Regions from separate parts of the Homo sapiens genome. Here region 1 is linked to region 2. The links are chromatin loops, found by intact Hi-C in ENCODE. Cell type or tissue: Calu3. All regions are shown on one strand. Links, peaks and the distances in the headings refer to the core of each region. The heading gives the core; the rest is flanking DNA. Region 1 overlaps VSTM2B-DT (VSTM2B divergent transcript). Region 2 has its middle 8.7 kb from the start of POP4.

Evidence for each region. A loop is a pair of places that touch in the nucleus more often than their neighbours do. Peaks named below come from ENCODE experiments on the same cell type or tissue, not always from the same donor. Only the 100,000 strongest peaks of a DNase experiment are listed, where the experiment ranks them.
Region 1: a loop joins it to region 2, with 7 times the contacts of the local background. A loop is called at or near these places in 8 of 110 quality-filtered maps.

The regions. Positions count from the first base shown.
Region 1 is chr19:29,464,971-29,470,351 of GRCh38, reverse strand. All of the region lies in intron 1 of VSTM2B-DT (VSTM2B divergent transcript), which reads left to right. Among named protein-coding and RNA genes, the nearest start is that of VSTM2B-DT, 58 kb to the left of the region's middle. In Calu3, for the core only: a CTCF peak has its summit at 2,280; a DNase peak (open chromatin) is centred at 2,341.
Region 2 is chr19:29,594,913-29,600,293 of GRCh38, reverse strand. No RefSeq gene overlaps it. Among named protein-coding and RNA genes, the nearest start is that of POP4, 8.7 kb to the left of the region's middle. RefSeq lists enhancers at 3,334-3,834, 3,835-4,335. In Calu3, for the core only: no CTCF peak of the experiment used is centred there; a DNase peak (open chromatin) is centred at 2,863.

The DNA.
Region 1 (5,381 bases), core at 118-5,117, 130 kb after region 2:
CATCTTTGTCAAAGTGCCTTTTGAAATATTTTGCCCACTTTGTATTGGGTTGTTTGTTTTCCTGTTGTTGAGTTTTTAGATTTTAAGATATAGTCTGAATAGAAGTTTTTCTTGTCAGATAAATGATTTGCAAATATTTTCTCCCAGTCTGTGGCTTCTCATTTCATTTTATTAGTAGTGTCTTTCACAGAGCAGTTTTTGATTTGGATCAAATTCATTTTTTTTCTATTGTTGATCATATTTTTGCGATGTATCTAAGAATTTTTTTCTAACCCAAAGTCATAAAGATTTCCTTTTTTTCTAGAAGTGTTGTAATTTAACATTTATTCCTATACTACGTTTTAATATTTTCATAAGGTGTGAGGTGTGGATGGGTCAGTAGAGTTTGTTTTTGTCTGCCTAATTGTTTAATCACCATTTGTTGAAGGCATTATGTTTTTCTCAGTTGACTTGCCTTTGCACTTTTGTCAAAAATCAGTTGGCCACCTTTGTCTGTGTCTATTTCTGGAGTTTCTTTATTTTCCATAGATCTATATGTCTATCTTGCCACGAGTATCACACTCTCTTGGTTACTGTAGCTTTATGATAAGCATTAAAATCAGGTAGTGGGAGTCCTCCAACTTTACTTTTATTTTTCAAAATTTTTTTGGTTACTCTATTTCCTTTGCCTTTCCCAATAAATTTTAGACACACCCTGTCAGTATCTGCAACAATTTCTGCTAAGATTTTGATTGAGATTGCATTGAATTTGTAGACCATTTTAGGGAGAATTGAGAGCAATACTGAATTTCCAACCTCTGGACATACATTTGTCACTCCATTTATTTAGAAAAGAAAAGAATGTTTTCTTTTATGAGTGTTTCATAGTTTTCAGCCTACAGGTCTTGCATATATTTTGTTAGATTTATATCTATGTGTTTCCTGTTTCAGTAAATGGTAAAACATATTTTAAATGTTTTTCATTGCTAGTATATAGAAATACAATTGATTTGTTGTTTATTGATCTTGTATTTAATGTATTTAATTTAACATCATGTTATCTGAAAATAAAGGGATATTTATTTCTTCTTTTGCAATCTGTATGCTTTTTATTTCCCTTTCTTGCCTTGTCAAACTAGCTGGGACTTCCAGTATGATGCTGCATAAGAGAGATGAAGGTAGATATCTTTGCCTTGTTTCTCATTTTAGGGGAGAAGCATTCCATCTTTCACTATTAAATTTGATGTTAGCTGTAGGTTTCTTTTGTGGATGGCCCTAATCAGGTTTAGAAAGTTCTCTTAAATTCCTAGGTTGCTGAGTATTAAAAAAAGTCATGGTGGTAAACTTTTGTTAAGTGCTTTTTCTGCATCTATTAAGATAATCACATGGTTTTTCTTCTTTAGTCTGCTAATACGATACATTGATTGCAAGGTTAAACTAACCTTGCATCCTCAGAGTAAACCTCATGTGATCGTGGTGTATTATCTTTATAATATTATTAGAATTTGTTAATATTTTGGTGATAATTTTGCATCTACACTCATGAGAAATATTGATCTGTAGTTTTTAACTTCTAAAAATCCTTGTAATGTCTTCGTTGGATTTTGAAATCAAGGTAATACATCTCTTACAAAATGAGTTGGGAAGTATTCATTCCTTTTCTATATTCTGAAATAAATTGAATAGAGTTGTTACTGTTTCTTCCTTAAGTATTTGTATAGCAGATATGTGGGTCTTTAGAAAATCCAAATAGATAATCTCTGTCTTTTACTTGATGTTTAAGTCATTTACGTTTAACACAATAATTGATATGTTTGGATTTAGGTCTACGTTTTATTGTTGTTTGTTGTCCTCTCTACTTTTGTTTTTCTTTTCTTTTCTGCCTTCTTTTTTTTTCTTAAATTTCTTTTAAATTAATCTACTGGCACTTTTCTTAGTGGTTGCTCTGGAATTGTTAACTTTTCAAAACCCCCAGGTAGTTGCTTTTTGTATTTTGTCTAGAATTTTTAGTTGTAATGGGTGGGAGAGATATGTCGTACTAGGCGTAGTCAATGTTGGCTGCTTACATATTGCCTTTTGAAAAATGCAGTTTTGCTGTTCTTCATCTGTTTTTCTAGAGATCTATCTACTTCGTTCTTTTAAAATGAGTGATTTCTGGTTGTATTGAACATTTCCTTTGGTGGTGGTACTTGTTTTCCTCCTCTGTAAAATTCTGTAGTAGCCTCCCTGGATGCCCTTACTAAATGCCTGTGCATTCTATTTACCAGCTCAGTAAGCTCATCTCCCAAAGCTTCCGTGTATTTTGCTCTTAAAAATTTGCACTTGCAATCTTCAAAGGACTGCTGTTGGGCACTGGAGCCACCTGCTGGTATGGAGAGCTAAAGGTGCCTGAGGCTTACATGCTTCCCACCTCAGACATCCTGTAGCCAGTAACTGGCTAGATACAGTATATCTCAACTCTTTTGCCGTAAGACAGAACAAATCTTCTCTGTATTTACTGTGTTTTCCCACTTCCTTACTTGTTTCTTCTGGGAGTACTTCCTTAATAAACTACTTACATTCTAGTCCTTAACTACGATCATTTTCTTCCTTTTCCTTTTTTGAGTTTAATCTTCTTCTTGAGTTGTATAACATTTATTTTCACTCTTTTTATGTAAATGAATTTATCAAGAACAGTATTGAATTTATTCCACAACTTATGTTTTGTAGAACCCTGTTTTCCTTTAGCCCCTGATATTTTAATGTTTCGGTAATTTGCACTTTTAACACACAAGTAATTTAGGAGTGTAATTTTAAAATATTCTATATTTTTGTCTTTTAATTGTCAATTTCTGAGTTAATTGCATTGGGGTCTGAGAATAATATTTGTTGATATTTGATTTTCTGAAATTTGTTGAGACTTTTGTTGCAAGATTTGTTATTTGTAAGTATTCCTTATCTTCTTGAAAATAATGCACACTTTGTATTTGTTGACGGATTCTTTGTATATCTATTAGACCAAGCTTGCTACGATGTTGTACAAGTTTTCTATGTTATAAGTAATTTTTGTCTGCTGGAGCAATTTCCAATACAGTGAGCCAGAATCTCCCACTCTGATTATAGATTTATCAGTTTCTTCTTAAAATTCTGTCAGTTTTGCTTTACACATTTTTGAGGCTATGTTGCTGTGAGGTACATAAAATTCATGACTGTTATATCTCCTTGGTGAGTCCTTTCCTTTTATAATTACATGGAGTTCTTTATCTCCATAAATGCTTTTTGCCTTAAGTTAGATTTTATCTGCTACTAATATTGCTATTCTGCTTTGTTGTTGTTGTGCCAGCGATATTCTTTCCATTCCTCTATTTTTGACCTTCCTGGGTCATTTATTTTCGTGTGTCTCTTATAAGCAAAATATCACTAGATTAAGAAAAATCCAATTTGTTAGACTCTGTCCTTTAATTTATAACTTAAACCTGTTTATATTTATTACAAGTGCTGACATGATCTATTTGAACTTATTTTTACTGCTTATTTTATGTTTTCTTTTTTTGTTTGTTTTCAACAGGGTCTGATATATGTTTTCTTTACCATTTTATTTTCTTCTCTTCAACTCTTTTCCTCATTTACATTTAATTACTAAAGCTTTCATCACTTTCCTCTCCTGATTTAGAAATTACAGATTTTACTTCTATTTTTTCATGATTATCCATCCTTATTTTTCCTAACTATATTTTTTGAAGTTTAAGTTGCATTATGAAAAACCAAACCAAACAAAAAAAACCCATCAGTATTCTTACTACCAGAAATTAATCACTATAATTAATATCTTGGCATAATTGCCTTAAGGAAATCATTCTATTGCTTTTATAAAAATGAATCATGCATATCATAAAGACGTTAAATGAGGCAAAAATGTACAGTGAAGAAAATCTTTTAAAAAACCCTAAATCTCACTAACTTAGGCAAACATAATTCCAGACACCTATGTATGCTGATAGAAAGTAACATGGATACCTGGACAAATACTTATCTTTATAAAAAATGACCATCTCTAGATGTTATTTCAAAATATAAAGTATTTAATTTTACTTAATAGAAGAAAATGTAAGTGAAGTGAAACTGAGGGAACTGTGAACTTCAAATACATATTTTTTTATGTAAAATTTATTTCCCAGAAAATCCCTTAAAAACAAAAAAGAGAGATTGTGAAACACATCAGGAGTTTATAGTCATTTTTTTAAAAAAAAATTCATTTCAAGTTTCGAGTTTTCTCAAAAGTTTCAAATTTAGTCTATTGGCTCCTTTCTTTGAAAGATGAGATGTTGATTTACTCACCTCCCCGTCATTTTACCATCCTATCTCCCAAGAGTTGTTAGCTTTTTTACTTTTACCTTGTCCAGCTTAATTAATTTCACACTTTGTTCTGTCATCATAATTCCCTGAGTTACTTAATGTTTATCTATATTTAAGTGAACTCTCTGCTCATTCCTCCTTCTTCTACCCCAATGTCTCAATTCCTATGTTTATTTTTACGTATTTCTAATCTGTTAATTGCTTGGATTTAATTGTGAATAGTTCATTTTATTTTCTTGAAAAAGGCTTCTGTGTTCTACATTTCCTGAAGTATTTAACATTTCAGAATGGATGCTTCTTGCCTTTATACATGAATAACTTTGGCTGGGTGTAATATTCTTTGCTGCCTTTTCTTTCCCTCCAAACACAGACATTAATACCTTTTTGTCGGGCTCTGAGTGTTGCTGTAGAGAAGTCAGTGTCTTGCCTGATTTTCCCATTGTGTGTGATTTTTCTCTTTCTGCTTAGATATGTAAAAATTTCTCTCTTAACTTTGAAGTTTAATAACTTAATTGGATGGGCTGTGTCTTTGTGTTGGAATTTCTGTATCAAATGTTGCTAAAACACATTGTGCTATTTTGTTTATTTTGTTTTGTTTTTAGCATGTTCATTTATTTTTTTCAATACAGGGAAAATTTCTTGTATTATATCTTTGAATACATATTTTGTTCTACTTGTTGGATTTTTTTCTTTAGGAACACCAGTTATTCTTAAGATAAACTGTCTGTCTTTTTTTTTTACAGTCAGTGGTTCTCAAATGATTTTAATTTCTTTTTTTTTTTTTTCAAAGTCATAACTCACAAGAGTTACCTTTTATGTATTCCATAAAAATACACTTTTTTTTTTTTTTGCTATCCCTCCCCCCTCCCCCGACCCCACCACAGTCCCCAGAGTGTGATATTCCCCTTCCTGTGTCCATGTGATCTCATTGTTCAATTCCCACCTATGAGTGAGAATATGCGGTGTTTGGTTTTTTGTTCTTGCGATAGTTTACTGAGAATGATGGTTTCCAATTTCATCCATGTCCCTACAAAGGACATGAACTCATCATTTTTTATGGCTGCATA
Region 2 (5,381 bases), core at 262-5,261:
GCACTTCTGGAGGCTGAGGTGGGAGGGTCACTTGAGGCCAGGAGTTTGAGACCAGCCTGGGCAACATGTGAGACTCCATCTCTACAAAAAAATTAACAAAATAAAAAATTAGCCAGGCGTGGTGGCACACACTTGTAGTCCCAGTTGCTCTGGAGGCTGAGGTAGGAGTACTGCTTGAGCCCAGGAGGTCAAGGTCAAGGCTACAGTGAGCTATGATTGCAACTGCACTCCAGCCTGGGCAACAGAGTGTGACCCTGTCTCAAAAAACGAAAATGATTTGAAGCCAGAGGGGATCTGAAGCTATTTAAACCTGATTCTGTGCAGAGGTCAACCCCTCAGCAAAGCTTCCTGAAAGGAAAAGGGGTGCCTTTTCTGGGAGATGGAAAGACCCTTTGGTCTTCTCCAGTCTCTGCTGTTCTTTAATATACAACATCCAGCTTGAAATATAAAAAACAGTGTATACGACACCCACAGAAACAGGACACTGTGACCCACAATCATGGAAAGAAAGTCACTAGAGCAGAAGCGTAGGTGACCCAGACGCTGAACTGGAAGACGAGGCCTTTAAAATACTATTATAAATAGATTAACAAACTTAGAGGGAAAGATGGGTCAAACAGGTGAGCAGATGAGGAATTTTCAGCAGAGGCATGGAAATTCAAAGCTAAAAAATACTTTCAATGTTCCCTGTGATGGTAAATACCTGCATGTTCCGATTTAACAAATTTTTTTTCCTTAGAGACAGGGTCTTGCTCTGTTTCCTAGGCTAGAGTGCAGTGGCTTGATCATAGCTTACAATAGCCTCGAACTCCTGGGCTCAAGCAATCCTCCCGCCTCAGCCTCCTGAGTGGCTGGGACCATAAGTGCATGTCATCACGCCTGGGTAATTAAAAACATTTTTGTAAAATTGGGGGTCTCACTACGTTGTCCAGGCTGGTCTTGAACTCCTGGCCTCAAGCAATCCTCCCACCTTGGCCTCCCAAAGTGCTGGGATTACAGGCATCAGCCACTGCACCCAGGCCGACTTAACACTTTTGTAACTACTGAGAATACTTCCCCAGACCATATACCCTCTTCCTATGTTTTTTTTTTTGTTTTTTGTTTTTTGTTTTTAGCTTTTTTTTTTTTTTTGAGACAGTCTTGCTCCATCACCCAGCCTGGAGTGCAGTGATGCCATCTCAGCTCACTGCAACCTCTGCCTCCTGGGATCTAGCGATTCTTCTGCCTCAGCCTCCCGAATAGCTGGGACTACAGGCATGCGCCATCACACTCTGCTAATTTTTGTACTTTTAGTAGAGATAGGGCTTCACTATGTTGTCCCGGCTGGTCTCAAACTCTTGACTTCAAGTGACCTGCCTGCCTGGGCCTCCCAAAGTATTGGGATTATAGGCGTGAGCCACCTTGCCCAGCCACACTCTTCCTTTGTAATGATCTGATAAATATTTATCTTCCTCAAGCCCTGAAGCCTCTTTGGGGCCCCGTGTCTAGCTTATCACATGAAGGAATCCCTGGGGACCCCTACCAACCTCCCTGCAGCCCAGGTACCACTGGTGCTAGAGAGAGAGGGACCCTGGGAGAAGCTCTCTGGGTGCTCTGGGGCCTGAAGGCTGCTTCACTGCCAGGAGCCCTCAGCTGTCTGAGGCTTCAGGGGCTTCAGCTGTCTGAAGTGCTGGGACATGGAGATTGTCAGCTTGTAGAATGCCCCCTTTCTGGTCTGGACACAGTGTCATTTCCATCTTCTCCATGCTATCACTAGTTCTGTGGTCCCGGCCACTCAGAAGGCTGAGACGGGAGGGTCGCTTGAGCCCAGGAGTTCGGGGCTGCATTGAGCTATGATTAAGCCACTGCACTCTAGCCTGGATGACAGAGTGAGCCTTGTCTCTAAGAGGGGAAAAAAAATGAAAAATGTTAAATCTGTGTGTGCAGGCATTTACCATTACCTCATTCCTGAGGCTTCAACCCTGCCTGTCAATGCACAATTCCGAGGACCGGCCCTCATTTCATACCTGGCACTTATCTGCAGAGCAGCAGGGGCCGGGGCTGGGGTGCAGCTGCTCTCTTTGTGAGCTTGAGGAAGTTCCCCTGTTTCTCTTGGGTCTTTAGGCTTCTTGAGGATCCCCAGAAGCCGTGAGCCTCTGGATGGAGGATACAGCTTTAGCACCCACCTGGCGGCCCCCGTTGGCCTTTCCTTTTGGAGCACTGGTGGCTTTGAGGGTTGCCCCTGGCTTCTTCCCATCGGGAACCAAATGGTAAAACATGACCCAGCATTGCAATACTGAAAATTGGGTTATAATTCTCAGATTGTTAGGTTTCTACCATCTTATATTCTATTCAAGAATGTAAGGAACTCTGAGCGGGTGCAGGGGCTCACGCCTGTAATCCCAGCACTTTGGAGGCCGAGGCGGGCAGATCACTTGAGGTCAGGAGTTCGAGACCAGCCTGGCCAATATGGTGAAACCCTGTTTCTACTAGAAATACAAAAATTAGCCGGGTGTGGCAGTGCTCGCCTGTTATTCCAGCTACTCGGGAGACTGAGGCATGAGAATTGCTTGACCCTGGGGGGCAGAAGTTGCAGTGAGCTGAGATCGTGCCACTGCACTCCAGCCTGGGCAACAGAGTGAGACTTGATCTAAATAAATAAATAAATAAATAAACAAATAAATAAGGCTTCTTGACACCTGGACAAGAACTGCCTTTAATACTAATTTGGCCATTTGGACCGTGACGGGTTATTTTGGCATTTATATTTATTGGTTTACATATTTTCTCTCCCAGGGAGGTCTTGGAATATTAGACATAAAAGGTGCTCAAGGTTTGCAGCGGTGTTCTCTGGTCTGTCACTTGATGGCATTCTAACACAAGGAATGAGACAACGGCTTGCAGCTTCTTTCCTCAGTCTGGGAATTATTTCCCTCCACACCTGTCAAAAATCTGGTTTACTGGCCACTTCAAAGAATCACAGCCGTTGTGACTAGAAACTGCAGACATCCAGAAGCTGAGGGCATTTCTCTATAAACAATGTAACTGGTTTTTGATCAACACCTCCAGAATAGGCAGGACAGAGTCAAGTGGTTTAAATAAGATAGAGGGCAAAAGGAGAGAGAAATTACGAGACCCTGGGGAAGAGGTGGGATTGTCGGTTACATTTGGAAATTGATGGTGTGTCAGCGAGGCGGAAGGAGGGTGTGGGGGTGCTTCCAGATGGCAGGATTCACAGCTAGATTGTGGCAGTTACGAGACAGGGCTGCTTTGAGGAAGGTGAGGGATTGATTTCCACTCCTGTCTTTTTTTTTTTTTTTTTCTTTTGGAGGTGTCCTTTACCCCTTTCTCTATGAAGTGATTTTCTGCCCAGTGACCTTGTTATTACAATGGAAAGAGACACTCATACCGCAGAGTAAATAATACAACACTGGGCAGTGAGGTATAGACATGAGCTCATGAATTTCATGTGACAAGTGTCCTTTTCCATATAAAGGTAGAAACTGAGACAAAAGGAACTGAAGTTACTTAGCAAAATTGCCACCAATTAAGCCTCATTTTTTGAGGTTAGTGACTATCTGGTGATATTTGTTGGTGACATCTGGGTTAGGAGACTAGATTGCAATTTTCCCTCCTCCTTATCAAGGAAAAGCAAGTAATTGTGGAGGAGAGGCCAAAAGCAGAGGGGACGGCAGGAATGGTAAACTCTGCCATGCTGTTGTCACAGTGCTGCCTGTCACCATCGTGCATCCGTAGTGTGGGTGCCGGGCAGATGCACAGACAGTGTTCGAGAAACAGTGCATGAATGACTGCCTGAAATCAACTGAAAGGCACCAAAAAGGTGGCTTCCTAAGCAGTGTCATTCCAGGGTATCATAAATGCTGGTCCCCCAACCCCAACGGTGTACCAAGCTGGGAGGCCCTGCTCCAGTGAACCACAGTGCTTGACATTCAAACAATGGAGAGTCATTCTTTTAGATGGAGCCATTGCTTTCTGCAGGGTTTTATTTTGAAATGCAAATACCCCCAGCGTGGGTAATAAATAAACCCTGCAGTGTGACAAGGTGAGCCTCTTGCTGGGCAGCTGAGGCATGACTAATGGAGTCGCGCTGGGGGCAGGGGGTGGGGGCAGTAGGAGCCCTGGGAGGAGATAAAAAGCAGGGAGACTTGAGATTGGTAACACGTGGACAATTTCACCCTTTTGCCTTCACACTGGAAACCTGGAGCTAGAATTTCCTCTGCCGTGGACAGACTCCCAGAGAGCTTGACTTACCTCGGTTGGATATAACTGGGGAGAAGTAAATTGTTTTCTTTCCTTATTATTCCCTGGTCCACCTCCCACAGAGGATCCCAATAAACTGTGGCACAAAGACAGTGGCCTAGAGGGGGTGGACGTGGGGAGCCCACTGGTTCCTGCCACTTCTATAAAGTGGGCCACCGGGCCTTACCTAGCTGTGGCAGGCACTGAGTTCTGTCTGCCCCGAGGCTGGTTGCCATAGGAGGTGCCTGATTTCCCCTCTCTCTTGGAGAAACATGGGATTTCCTTGGAAGCATGGAGCACAAGTTTCTCATTGTGCTTGAAAGACTGTCTGTTATTAATGTGAATCCCCAGCAGAGAACAGGCCCTGAGGTCTATTGGAACTGCATGCATAGAGGCGCATCAATCCACCCTGATGCCTGGGGATGCCCTTCCTTTTTTCCTTTTTTTATATTAGGTCATTGATCAGCAACATTGATCAGAAAAAAATTATGCCTTGTTGGCCATATTCTTGGATGAAGATCAATGATGTTAATTCTCAGTACATCAATTCGCGTACCGGGCGCTAATTGGAAGGGATGAAGCTGTGTGATGTATCACTGTGTAGGGCCCAGGGCAACCACATCCTCGGAGGGGGTCCAGGAGATTTGATTTGACCAACCTACTCAACACATGAAGCCAGAAACTGCACCTGGCAGACGGGCCCTGAAGACAGAGGTTTAAAAGCCGTTCCTATCCCCTAATACCAGTGATGCTTGATGCTCACTGGGCGGCAATGAGGAGGAAAAATGACACAGCAGAACTTTGAGCAGCCTCGGCTCCTTGTGCTCCAGAGAACAGCCTCCTCCTTCTTCCCCTGCAGCAGGCATTTTCTTTCCCAAACCCAATATTTTATCACCACTGTGAGAAAACTTTAAATTGAAAGATGGAAATTGACTATATCAAATATAGAGAGAGGCAGAAATAATCCAACGGCAAAGGCTTCCAGGGTTTTATTTTTTATTTGTATGTATTTATTTACTTATTTATTTACTTTTGAGATGGAGTCTTGCTTTGTTATCCAGTCTGGTGTGCAGTGGTGTGATCTCGGCTCACTGCAGCCTCCCCCTCCTGGGTTCAAGCAATTCTCATGCCTTAGCCTCCTG